Linked DNA regions of Mus musculus: region 2 is linked to region 1. Evidence: chromatin loops called from intact Hi-C (ENCODE). Cell type or tissue: left cerebral cortex. All regions are shown on one strand. Each heading gives the region's core, and the rest is flanking DNA. Links, peaks and the distances in the headings are about the cores only. Region 1 holds the start of Htr3b (5-hydroxytryptamine (serotonin) receptor 3B). Region 2 holds the start of Htr3a (5-hydroxytryptamine (serotonin) receptor 3A).

Evidence for each region. Peaks named below come from ENCODE experiments on the same cell type or tissue, not always from the same donor. Only the 100,000 strongest peaks of a DNase experiment are listed, where the experiment ranks them.
Region 2: a loop joins it to region 1, with 2.1 times the contacts of the local background. A loop is called at or near these places in 4 of 42 quality-filtered maps.

What each region holds. Positions count from the first base shown.
Region 1 is chr9:48,962,281-48,967,637 of GRCm38, forward strand. It overlaps Htr3b (5-hydroxytryptamine (serotonin) receptor 3B), which reads right to left and starts at 2,710. Exons shown (of 9, transcript NM_020274.4): 1 at 2,466-2,710. The coding sequence starts at 2,505. In left cerebral cortex, for the core only: a CTCF peak has its summit at 2,481 (motif pointing right); no DNase peak of the experiment used is centred there.
Region 2 is chr9:48,908,008-48,913,322 of GRCm38, forward strand. Htr3a (5-hydroxytryptamine (serotonin) receptor 3A) reads right to left here and starts at 3,092. Exons shown (of 9, transcript NM_001099644.1): 1 at 2,892-3,092; 2 at 588-754. The coding sequence starts at 2,958. In left cerebral cortex, for the core only: no CTCF peak of the experiment used is centred there; a DNase peak (open chromatin) is centred at 3,042.

The DNA.
Region 1 (5,357 bases), core at 1-5,000:
ATGACTCAAAGTTCAGGGCCGTTTCCACAGACACTGATGGAAGCTATTGTCGGGCTCGGGAGAGACTCCCAGTCAACCCTGCCTCCTCAGATGTGATAAGCGGCTCCCATTAGTCACGTGGATTGTTTCTGTAGAGTAGAATGTGTTAGGGACTAAGTGACAAAGTATTTGGAGAGGAAGAGATTTGAAAGGACAATAGAATACAAAGGCAGGCATGGTGGCACATGCCTGAAATCTCAGCCCTCCAGAGATTGAGGCAAGGAATCACACATCCAAGGCTAGCCTGGGCTACATACTTAGTTATGGGCCAGCCCAGACTAAACACTGAGTCCCTATTAACAACAACAAAATTCTTACTTTTTCACTAGTTTTTTTTATTTGTTTGTATTGGTTTGTGTGTGTGTGTGTGTGTGTGTGTGTGTGAGAGAGAGAGAGAGAGAGAGAGAGAGAGAGAGAGAGAGAGAGAGAGAGAGAGAGAGAAAAGATGGCATAATTACTACAGATTCAGTGACAGTACAGCTGCCCAGGGCCGGCCGTAGCTTACAAATGAAGAGGCTGGGGCCAAAGCACAGCTGGTCTGCATTCAGAGAACATCCTCCTAGGCATGACACTATGGTGACCTGGCTGTCTACAAATATTAGGACCAGCACTGAGTCAGCCATTGGAAAGAAAACCTATACGCTGTGCACAGCCTGTTACTGAGCAGAAACAAAGAGTGGTCTTTTTGGAGTCTGTGCTTCTGGTTGATAATGCCTTACATTTGTGTTGCATGTTACACTTCTATTATCTGATCTTCGTGAATACTCTGAATGGAGTCAAAGATCTGGGGATGAGGATCGTGGGGTGGAGTAAGTGCCTAACATGCCTGAAGGCCTGAGTTCCACCTTTAGAACCACACAAACAGGGCGAGGTGGTATATACCTATAATCTAGAATCTGAGAGGTGAAAGCAGGAAGATCGGATTTCAACATTCAGCTACCCAGTAAGTTTGAGGCTAGCCTGGACTACATAAGGCCCTGAAAACCTGCCTAAAGAATGAATTGACTTGTGTGGGTCTTGTGGCTAGTGAGCAGTGCAGCTGGAGGTGGACTAGCCTCATCCCTAGCGTACTCTCAGCACAGAGGAACACTTTGTTCTCACAGTTACAGGTCAACTCTACAGTGCTCAGTAAAGTGCCAGATTCTTGGTCACAAATGTCCTCCGTGTCATTCCTGAGGAGGCCCCTGCCATTAGACCCCGTTAAAACATTGTTCTTGCCCCAGTGAGAACCAAAATCCAACCAGAGTACAAAACATCAGAGGGAAAAGCTGGTAAGAAGAATTTCCCCGGTCTTCTTGACTTCATTTTTCTATTTTATCTTAGCTTCATGTTGATGGTTATTTTCTGCAAAGGAATCCATTTGGCATTAATGAAACTTCCTCTCTTTTACTCTTATAATTAAGACAAGCTTTTATCCTTGAAGTTAAATGTCCAGGAATTTTGTGGCTATTTTTCTTCTCTACCAAATGGGGGTGGGGGGAGGGATCATCTCCAGTGTTTTCTTTCTTTGTTTGTAAATGTCCAGCTTTCTAGCTAACAAATTCCTTTGTCTTTTTAACTGATTCATCTTACTTTTGGGTTCATTTTAAACTTTGAGAATTCAGACCCAAGCTCTAGGAGAGCCCTCAAAGAGGTAGGGTATAAGGGTAAGATACACAAAACTAGCGTGCTAGGAACCACCAACAGAAACCGTTTTCTCTGTCTCTTTAAGTACAGTTGGGATGAATGAAAGGATACATTACCAGATTAGAGAATGGGTTTTAAGACAAAGAGTGACACATACCCAGGTGTGGGTATGGACAACCCATAGATCCTTGATTTATCCACATTTAAAAAAAAAATCAACTGCATCCTAACTAAAACAGTCCAAGTCAGTAGAGTTAATACCACCATGGATGTATCGTTCCATACATTAAAACACACATAATATCTAAAGTATTTTAATAGAAATCACGTACTTAAAACTTACAAGCTTTAGCAATATACTGGCCACTTCTGCAGTTTCTGCAAAGCTGGAGTCAAACACTGTGATATCAAAATGATACCCAGCTGAGACAAATCCATGGGACTCTTTCTCTGCTCTGCTAAAGTTTTATAAAGAAGCCAAAGCTATCTGGGATCCTAAGAACACATTATCTATACATATCTGAAAGAGATTGCCCCGAGTTTAATGTAAATCACTGGAGTGAGCTGGATTTCTTCAGAAGAGAAAAATTTCCCGTCAAAGGTAAGTTTTGGAGTGACTTTTCATCTGTGTAAACGGAGGTGGCAATGGGAGTGTCAGAGACACATCGCTGGTCTCTGCAAAGCTCCATAGGACTAGCATTTAACAGATCATGAACCCAAAGGAAGAGATCTGAGGTGTTCCCAGCACAGTGTGGACACCACACTCTGAGAGTCAAGACAGAATCAGTCACAGGACTTACCTACTACAGCCACCAGGAGGCAGGACCACAGAAGAATCATCGCACTTGCCTATTCTGGGGCAGGTACCAGAGAAGAGCGATGGCTGCCGGCTGGTGGGCAGGCAGGCTGGTGGGCAGGCAGGCTGGCGAGCCGGGGGACACTGCTTGACCTTGCACCTCTCAGCACCCCTCCACCCTCTTCTCCTGTTTGCTCATGTGTGGTAACCTTGGTGCTGCTATTTTGTAAACATCCGACTGGACAAGACACATGAACACCACATACAGGTTTGGAAATTAATGCCTTCATGAACCCCACAAGCTTCTCCACTTGGATCTGCCCTAGGATGATGGCCAAGACTCCATCTCCCTTACAGGAGCCAGCTAAGTGAATAATGCAATTTAAGAGGGGGCCCCCGAGGAGAGGAAATTCCAAGCTAATATGATTTCCTTTACAGCCTTTACCTAAGGCAATGTTCTTGCTGGCATTCAGGACCCTAATTTCATTAATAATTGAGATCCAGATAGCTGCCTTAAATCAGATGTAGGGAGGAACATCTTCAGTCTCTGGGAACAGTCACTGGGCTCTTGAGTTAATGGGAGCCTGGTATTGTCTAATGAACATCAACTACAAACAATACAGCAGAAAGAGTGCTTTTGTTTCTGCTAGGCCCCTTTAATGAAGAGAAACATTGATTTTTGATAAATAGGAATGCTTTTTAAATTTTCACTGAGCACAGTACACAAAGTAGCCCAGACAAGATGCTTTTAGGCTTCTTGAAGACAAGAACTATTAATGTTTAACATCATTCGATGAAAGATTTTTTTTAAATGTCCCCTTAAAGATATTTTTATGTCTTGACTTTGTATGTGGGGGTAGACAAATGCTGTGGGGTACATGGAGAGCTCAGAGGACAACTTTTGGGAACTGGTTCTCTCCTTCTACCATGTGGGTCCTGGGGATTCAAATGGTGTCCCAATTTGTGGGAACCAAATCAAACTTGGATTGTCAGGCTTGGTTGAAGCACCCCTTCCCAGTGAGCCATCTTGTTGGCTCCCTGACAAAGGATTCGTTGCTGTTTGATGAATTGAATAATGTTCACTTTTTGTTACGTCACCTCCTCCTCTCTGGCTGTACAGCAGGAGTCCCTCTGCTGTCTGTGTACCTGTGCAGACACCACTTCAACATGCTCAAATAAATTAATTAATTAATTAATTAATTAATTAATGTCCTTCTCAGGCCCAGCATAACTGCTCACAATTATAACCCCAGCACTTGGAAGGAGGAGACGGGACCAGGCGTTCAAGTCCAGCCTTGGTTATCTACCAAGTTCCTGGCCAGACTGAACTACAGGAGATCATGTCTCACTCAACAAAGAAGAAATGAAATAAAGCAAACTAACACCCCTACCCCATTAACAAACAGACAATAGTCTTCGATGTAGTAACTCCACACTAGCTAGTCAAGCTAATTGTCTGTGAAAGAGTTGTGTGGGTAGAGGTAGGAGAGGAGAGCTAGCCTTCTGACTTTGTTGGATTGTGCAGAAAACATTTCAGAAGAAAACGAAGTTACAATTTAATCTGCTGGAGGTCAAATCTATGGGGAGTGTTTCTGTTGGTTTTGATTTTGAGGAACGCCCATAGACAGTGGTACCCTGGGCTTCGAGAGCCTTGCTCACTGAGAATTAATCTGGCCCCTTGCTGTCTGCTCCTGACAGTTCTAAGCGTCTGTTTTGGCTCGTGGAAGAATCTGAACAAGAGGTAGCACAGCTGGGTTGGTAGGGGAGGGATTCAGAAGCCTCCGTTCTTGCAGAAGTTTGAATTGAGTTGGTGATCCACGTGGTATCTTGCCACTCATTCTAGGGCACCATGACTCTAAGGCAGACCCTTCTGGGACATCCCCTCCCTCCTTTTCCTTTGCACTTTCTCGTGTGCCCGTCTGTAACTGCAAGGCTATTGCTAATGATGTGTGGTGCCAATCCATTATGACCTTCATTGGCTGATTTAACAGCAGTCTGGTGCTGCTACCTGCTACAGCTCTTGGCTGCTGCATGCTGCCATGAGTTTGCATGAATATGGTGTCTTCGGGAGAGTTTTCAGTCATATACCGACTCAGCTCTCTTCTTGGTGTAACTCTCTCATATTTACCCAATGGTTTTAGATTCTCATCTCAACCTTTCACTCCCCCTAACTCCCACCCCCAAACCAGTTCTTACTACATAGTTCTGGCTGGCTTGGAACTCACTATGTAGACCAAGCTGGCCTCCAGCTTACAGAGATCTGTTTGCCTCTGCCTCTGCCTTCTGCGTGCTGAGATAAAAGGTGTGCACAACTACACCCAGCTCAATCTTTAAATTTTTTTAAAACGCAGATTGTCTCCTCTCACTCTCCTTAAACCCATCCCTTCCCAGCCAGATAGCTTTTTACTACCAAGAGCTTCCATGGGACATCTTAGAACGTGTCATAGAAATGTAAGTATGGGCTTGAATTGTATTGGAGCCTCTCAAGCAGACCTGTATATTTAAATATTTTCAATTATTTTATTTTCTCTGTATGAGTGTTTTGCCTGTATGTATGTATGTATGTATGTATGTATGTATGTATGTATGTGCACTACAGGCCTGCCTAGTGCCCACTGAGGCCAGAAGGGTGCTGTGTTCCTTGGAACTGAATGGTGATAAACCACCTTGTGGGAACTGGGAACTGAACCTGGTTCCTCAGCAAGAGCAACAAGTGCTCTTGACCACTGAGCCAACTCTCTGTGCTTCCCAAATCAGTATATTTAAGACGCAAAGCTGGAGTCAAGAGGGGCTAAACATTCATGGTGGGTGTGTGTGTACGAGAGAGAGAGAGAGAGAGAGAGAGAGTGTGTGTGTGTCAGAGAGAGAGAGAGAGAGGGAGAGAGAGAGAAAGAGA
Region 2 (5,315 bases), core at 1-5,000, 54 kb before region 1:
AGCAGCACAGCCACCAGCCCTTAGCTATTCTCTGCAGAGATGTTCTACGCACCATGATTCCCTCCCATGTGTGTGTGTGGGGGGGGGATATGCCCTAGCAGCCTGTACAGTCAGGTCCCGCTTCCCCATCGCAAGGCAGAGAGCCGACAGCTCTGCCGTTGCCTTTTGTCCATCCCCATGCGGTGCTTTACATCATCTGCTGAGCAGTGCACCCCACCCTACTCTAGTTATTGATTAATTAATTGATCTATTAGTTGGCATTTTATCTACTGCTGCCATTTAGTGACACCTGCCACTCAGGGACCTGTGTGAGGCACTAAGGGTCTAGAGATGATATGAGGGAGACAATTCCCATCATGTGCTCCATGGACAGCCACATGCAGGAGGTGACCACATCTAGAAGGAAGTGCACATGGGTGGCCTAGGATTGTGGTTTGGGCAGTTGTGCAGATACAACTTTAGTTTGTCCCCAGCCATGGTGCCAGACCACAGGGACTAGAGTTCTTGGTGCCCATTGTACTGCCCAGTAGGTGATTTGGCTTTACATGGCTTCTCTGATTCCCCCACAGAGACGGAGGGCAGCTCACCACGTTGAGGATGGCATACATGATGACATCAATGGAGACAGTAGTAGGCTTCCTCCAGTCCCGCACAGGCCGCACCCCCTTCTTGTAGTTAGCCAGGAGGTGGTCTGACAGCCTTAGTAGAGCAGGCTGGGTGGTATCTCGGGCCTGGGTGGCCCTCCTCCGGCTGCCTGGGAAGGAGAGTGGTTTAACACAGAGGCCAGAGCCCAGCTTCTCTTGCTCCAGTTTAGAATCTGTTTAAGACTTTCACCCTCTGGGCAGGAGAAATGGCTCAGGGAGCAAAGGCCACTGCCACCAAGCCTCATGGCCCAAGTTCAATCTCTGGGATCTACATGGTGGAAGAAGAAGACTTCTGCAATATGTCCACTGACCTCCACATACAAGCCAAGGCACATGTTTGACCTCAGACACACAACAACAATAATACAAAATAAAATATAATTTTAAAAAGAAAAAGAAACCCCCCAGCTCCAGGCCCTGGTGCTATTGTGGGATTTTGAGTATTTCTTGGTTTTCCCCTGGGAAACAGTGGCGCTAACTCAGAAAGCAGGAGTGACATGGGACAGCCCCACTCACGTGGGCACCACATGCACTAACACTGAGATGACATAGATGTTAGGGAGGCCCCTGCACAAGGATGAGATGCAAACTCAGGAAGCAAACAAAACAAAAGCCATCGCACAGTGGATGGGGAGGGCACAGCCCAGAGGGCCAGAGCCCACGTGGCAAGAAAGTGAGACTGCAGGATAGACTGGTCCCTTGCAAACCGGGAGCCAACAAAGCTGGTGACTATTAAACAATACTGTGTCCTCCTACCTGGCCCTCATGTATGTCACCAGATGCCAAGGCATTACTGCAGGCTTTTCTCTGGTGTGTCATCTACCTGCCCCATAAGCTTCCCTTCTGCCTGGAAGGACAGAGGTGAGCAAGAGACTATTTTTAAGTTTGTTTTCTTTTGTTTTGCTCTTTACACAGCCTAGAACTTGCTAGGTGACCAAGGAAGACCTTGAACTTCTGATCCCCCTGCCTCCACCTTCCAAATGCTGGGATTACAGGCTTACATTATACCTCCACTCTTGGTTTATGCAGTACTGGGGATTGCGGCCAGGGCTTTTGTGCATGCGTGCTAGGCAGGCTTCAACCGACAGAGCTATATCCCAATCCTTGAGAGACTTTTTTTGAGAGTCTTCTTTGGAATAATGGAATAATAGCTGCACAAGTCTTCCGCTTGAATCTCTGCCAGAGTAGCTAGCATGACAGGACCATTGGACAGACAAGAATCCCCAAGGCCCAGGAGGATAAATAGCATACACTGCTTGCTAGCCAAGAACCTGAGACTCAAACCAGATTCCTCACTACTTAACTAAGGGGCTTGTAGGGGAGTTCGATGGTCTTTGGGGGACTCTTGGAGGTTTGGGAAGTGCCTGACTTATGCAGCCAAACCTCAAAATAGGGGAGGTCATGGCTAGGAGGACAGAGCAAGCCAGGCAAGAAAACCCCAAGCGCTTACCACATGCAACTTGCCTCTCATCCACCTATCCTGCTTCTCCCAACGACAGCTTCCAGAAAAGAGCATCCTATTCCTAGCCTTCCCATCAGTCCCTCCCCTTGGTGGCACCCCTCTCATTGTCCCCCAAGATGCTGCAATCCAGTTGTGTAGAAGGACCCTTCCTGTGAGGCTGAACGTAGTCTGCAATAGAACGAACCAGATCCTGTGTGGCCGAACACCCTGTTTCTGAGGCCATGAGAAGATTGAGTAGAAAGGACAGGGAAGTTTAACATCACCAGAGGTGAGCCTTAGAGGAGCCTGGGAAGAGAGAGAGCCCATAGGATCCAGGTAACAAAACCATCAAAAGCAAGAAAAAGTTACTAAAGTGATCCTGGTCCGTCCCCCCCCCCACTCTGCTGCTGACAAGCTGTGCGACCCTGAGTGAATTACTCTCCCTCTCTGGACTGTGGTTGTAAGAAGAAAAAGTGGACTGAACGAGCTCACAGGTCCCGTAGCTGCTCTCACTTGATAAACTAAAAGGCAAGGTGAAGAGAAAGGAAGCCGTCTTCCAGCACCTAGCTATGTATTTCCTCAGAGACTCTACTCCCTTCCCAGCAGCAGGCTCACCTTTAGGCTCAACTTCTCAAAACACCTGATTTGACCCCACACCTCAGAATCCTTTCTGACTCATCAGCAGTGAGTTAACTGACCTTCCTATAGCCCTCCTGCGGCTCCGGCCTCTCCAGCCCTCAGCCCTTTGAGACTTAAGGCCTTTCCCCATTCCAGCTTGCTATTCCCCTCCCCACCAAACTCCTTACCTTCTCCCGGGGCTGTCAGCATGGAAAGGAACAAGGCCAACAGCACCTGCGGGATGCAGAGCCGCATGGCAAGCTTCCCAGATGTGGGAGGGCCTCAGAGCAGCCACTCAGGATGAGTCCCCCAGACTGCCAGCCTGCACGCCACCCGCTGCCAACCTCATGTCCCAGGCAGACTGCTTTTCCAACTGCACGCCTGCACCTTGTGAGGCTGCAGCCTGGCACTTCCCGGCCACCAGAGTTGGGGAGCCGCCAAGTTTTCTAGCAAGCAGCTTTTCAGCTGGATCAGGTTTCAGGGCGGGAGGAAGGGGAGGGGAGTCTACTGGCAGATGTCAGGAGAGGGAGGCCAGCCCACCCATCCAAATAGGTGGCTTGGTCACATCTTGCCCCAAAAAAAAAATGTTTTGGGGAAGGGAAGGGCCTACAGGATCTGTGAAGCAAAGATGCAGCCTGACAGCTGTGGGCTGTACACTGGGCTGTCAGTGTCAGCACTGTCCCTCCACAAGTATAGTATGGGCTGGGGTTGGCTTAAACAGGGGCAACAAGAAGTATACTTTGGCTTCCCAAGGTAATGTGATGTCCCTAGTGAAGCAGGTGACTGGATGTGTTCTGCAGACAGAGAAGTTAACAGGGGTCACACTAAAGGTCTGCTTCTTCATCCTCATTCAATTTAAGTTTCTTTTTTGTTTTGCTTTGTTTTGCTTTCTTTTTTAAGCCAGTCTCATGCAGCCCGGGCTGTCCTTGAACCCACTAAGAAACAGAGAATAGTTTTGAACTTCTGCTCCTCCTGACTTCACCTCTCAAGTACTTGAATTACTTAAGGCAGGTGCCACCAAGAATCTGGGAAAACAAAATACATGTTAAAGGGGCTGGAGAGTTGGCCCAGTGGCTAGAAGCATGTATTGTTCTTGCAAAGGACCGGGGTTCAATTCCTAGCACCCACATGGAGGCTCCCCACCTCCCCAGGCACCAGGCATGCATGTAGTACGCAGACATACGTGCAGGTGGAACAGTCATATGCAGAAAATAATAAAATAAAATAAAATAAATACATTTTACATATCTTTACTTGATTTTCCGAGCTTTAGCAAATATCATTAAATGTGTGGTCTTTTGTGATCACATTCTTATTGTAAGTCTGGGAACATGGTTGAGTGGTACAGTGCTTGCCTAGCTTGCACCAAGCCCTGAGTTCAACCTCTAGCAATACAGGGGGAAAAAGTGCTTTAGACCAGGTATGGTGACGTTCACCTGTAATTCTAAGGAGGAAGAGACAGGAGGATCAGAAGTCCCAGGCCACTCTGAGCTATACATCTGGTTCCAGAGCACTATGGGCTATAGGAGAACTCTGCCTCAGGAAACAAACAAACAAACAAACAAACACAAAAATAATTAAAAGTTCAGTAAGCAAAAGGACCAGGCAATGTGATTGGCATCTGTAATCTTGGCAACTGGAAGGTTAAGGTGAGAGAGAGAGGAGATAGACCAGCCCAGGCTGCACATCTCTCCCTCTCCCTCTCCCTCTCCCTCTCCCTCTCCCTCTCCCACCCTCTATCCCTCCCTCCCTCCTTCCTCACACACATGGAGTTAAAAATATTAATATATGGAAGACCCAACAATCTGAAGGCCTCCCAGGAGTTTTGCTGCACACAGGGCAACAGACAGGAGCTTAGTATGACTGCCCTCAGAGAGCCCCAACAAGCAGCTAAAAGAGTCAGAGACAGATCCAAGCATCCAACCAGTGAACAGAAGCCAGGGACCCCTATGATTGAATTAGGGAAAGGCTGGAAGAAGAAGTTGAGGAGTGGGGCAACCTCATAGGAAGACCAGCAGTCTCAACTAACCTGGACTCCTGAGATCTCTCAGACACTGAGACATCAACCAGCTGATCTGAGCCCCCCCCCAACATATACAGCAGAGGACTACCTGGTCTGGCCTCATTGAGGGAAGATGCACCTCAAGAGACTTGAGGCCCCAAGGAATTGGCCGACCTGGTGTGGTAGTGGTGGGAGGAAGAGAGGGACAGCCTCTTGGAAACAGGAGTGTGGGGTGGGGGGGGGGAATGGAATGAGGAACTGTCAGAGTGGGGACCTGGAGGGGGATAATAACTGGACTGTAAAAAGAGATTAAACACACGCACGCATGGAGAGATGAGTGGGTATGCACATGTGTGTGTGTTGGTGCCCTTGAAGTCTACAAAAGGAGGTTGAATCCCCTAGAGGTAGAGATCTACAGGCAGTTGTAGGCTGCCTGTCATGGATGCTAGGAACTGAACATGGGTCCTCTGCAAGAGCAATATAGGCTTTTAACCTCTGAGCTACTTCTCCAACCTTGTTAAAAAGATATTTTGCAGGTCATGTGTATTTATTTTTATACATTTTGTTAGATATAATAAGTACATGTAGTATTCGTATTAGAAAATGATAA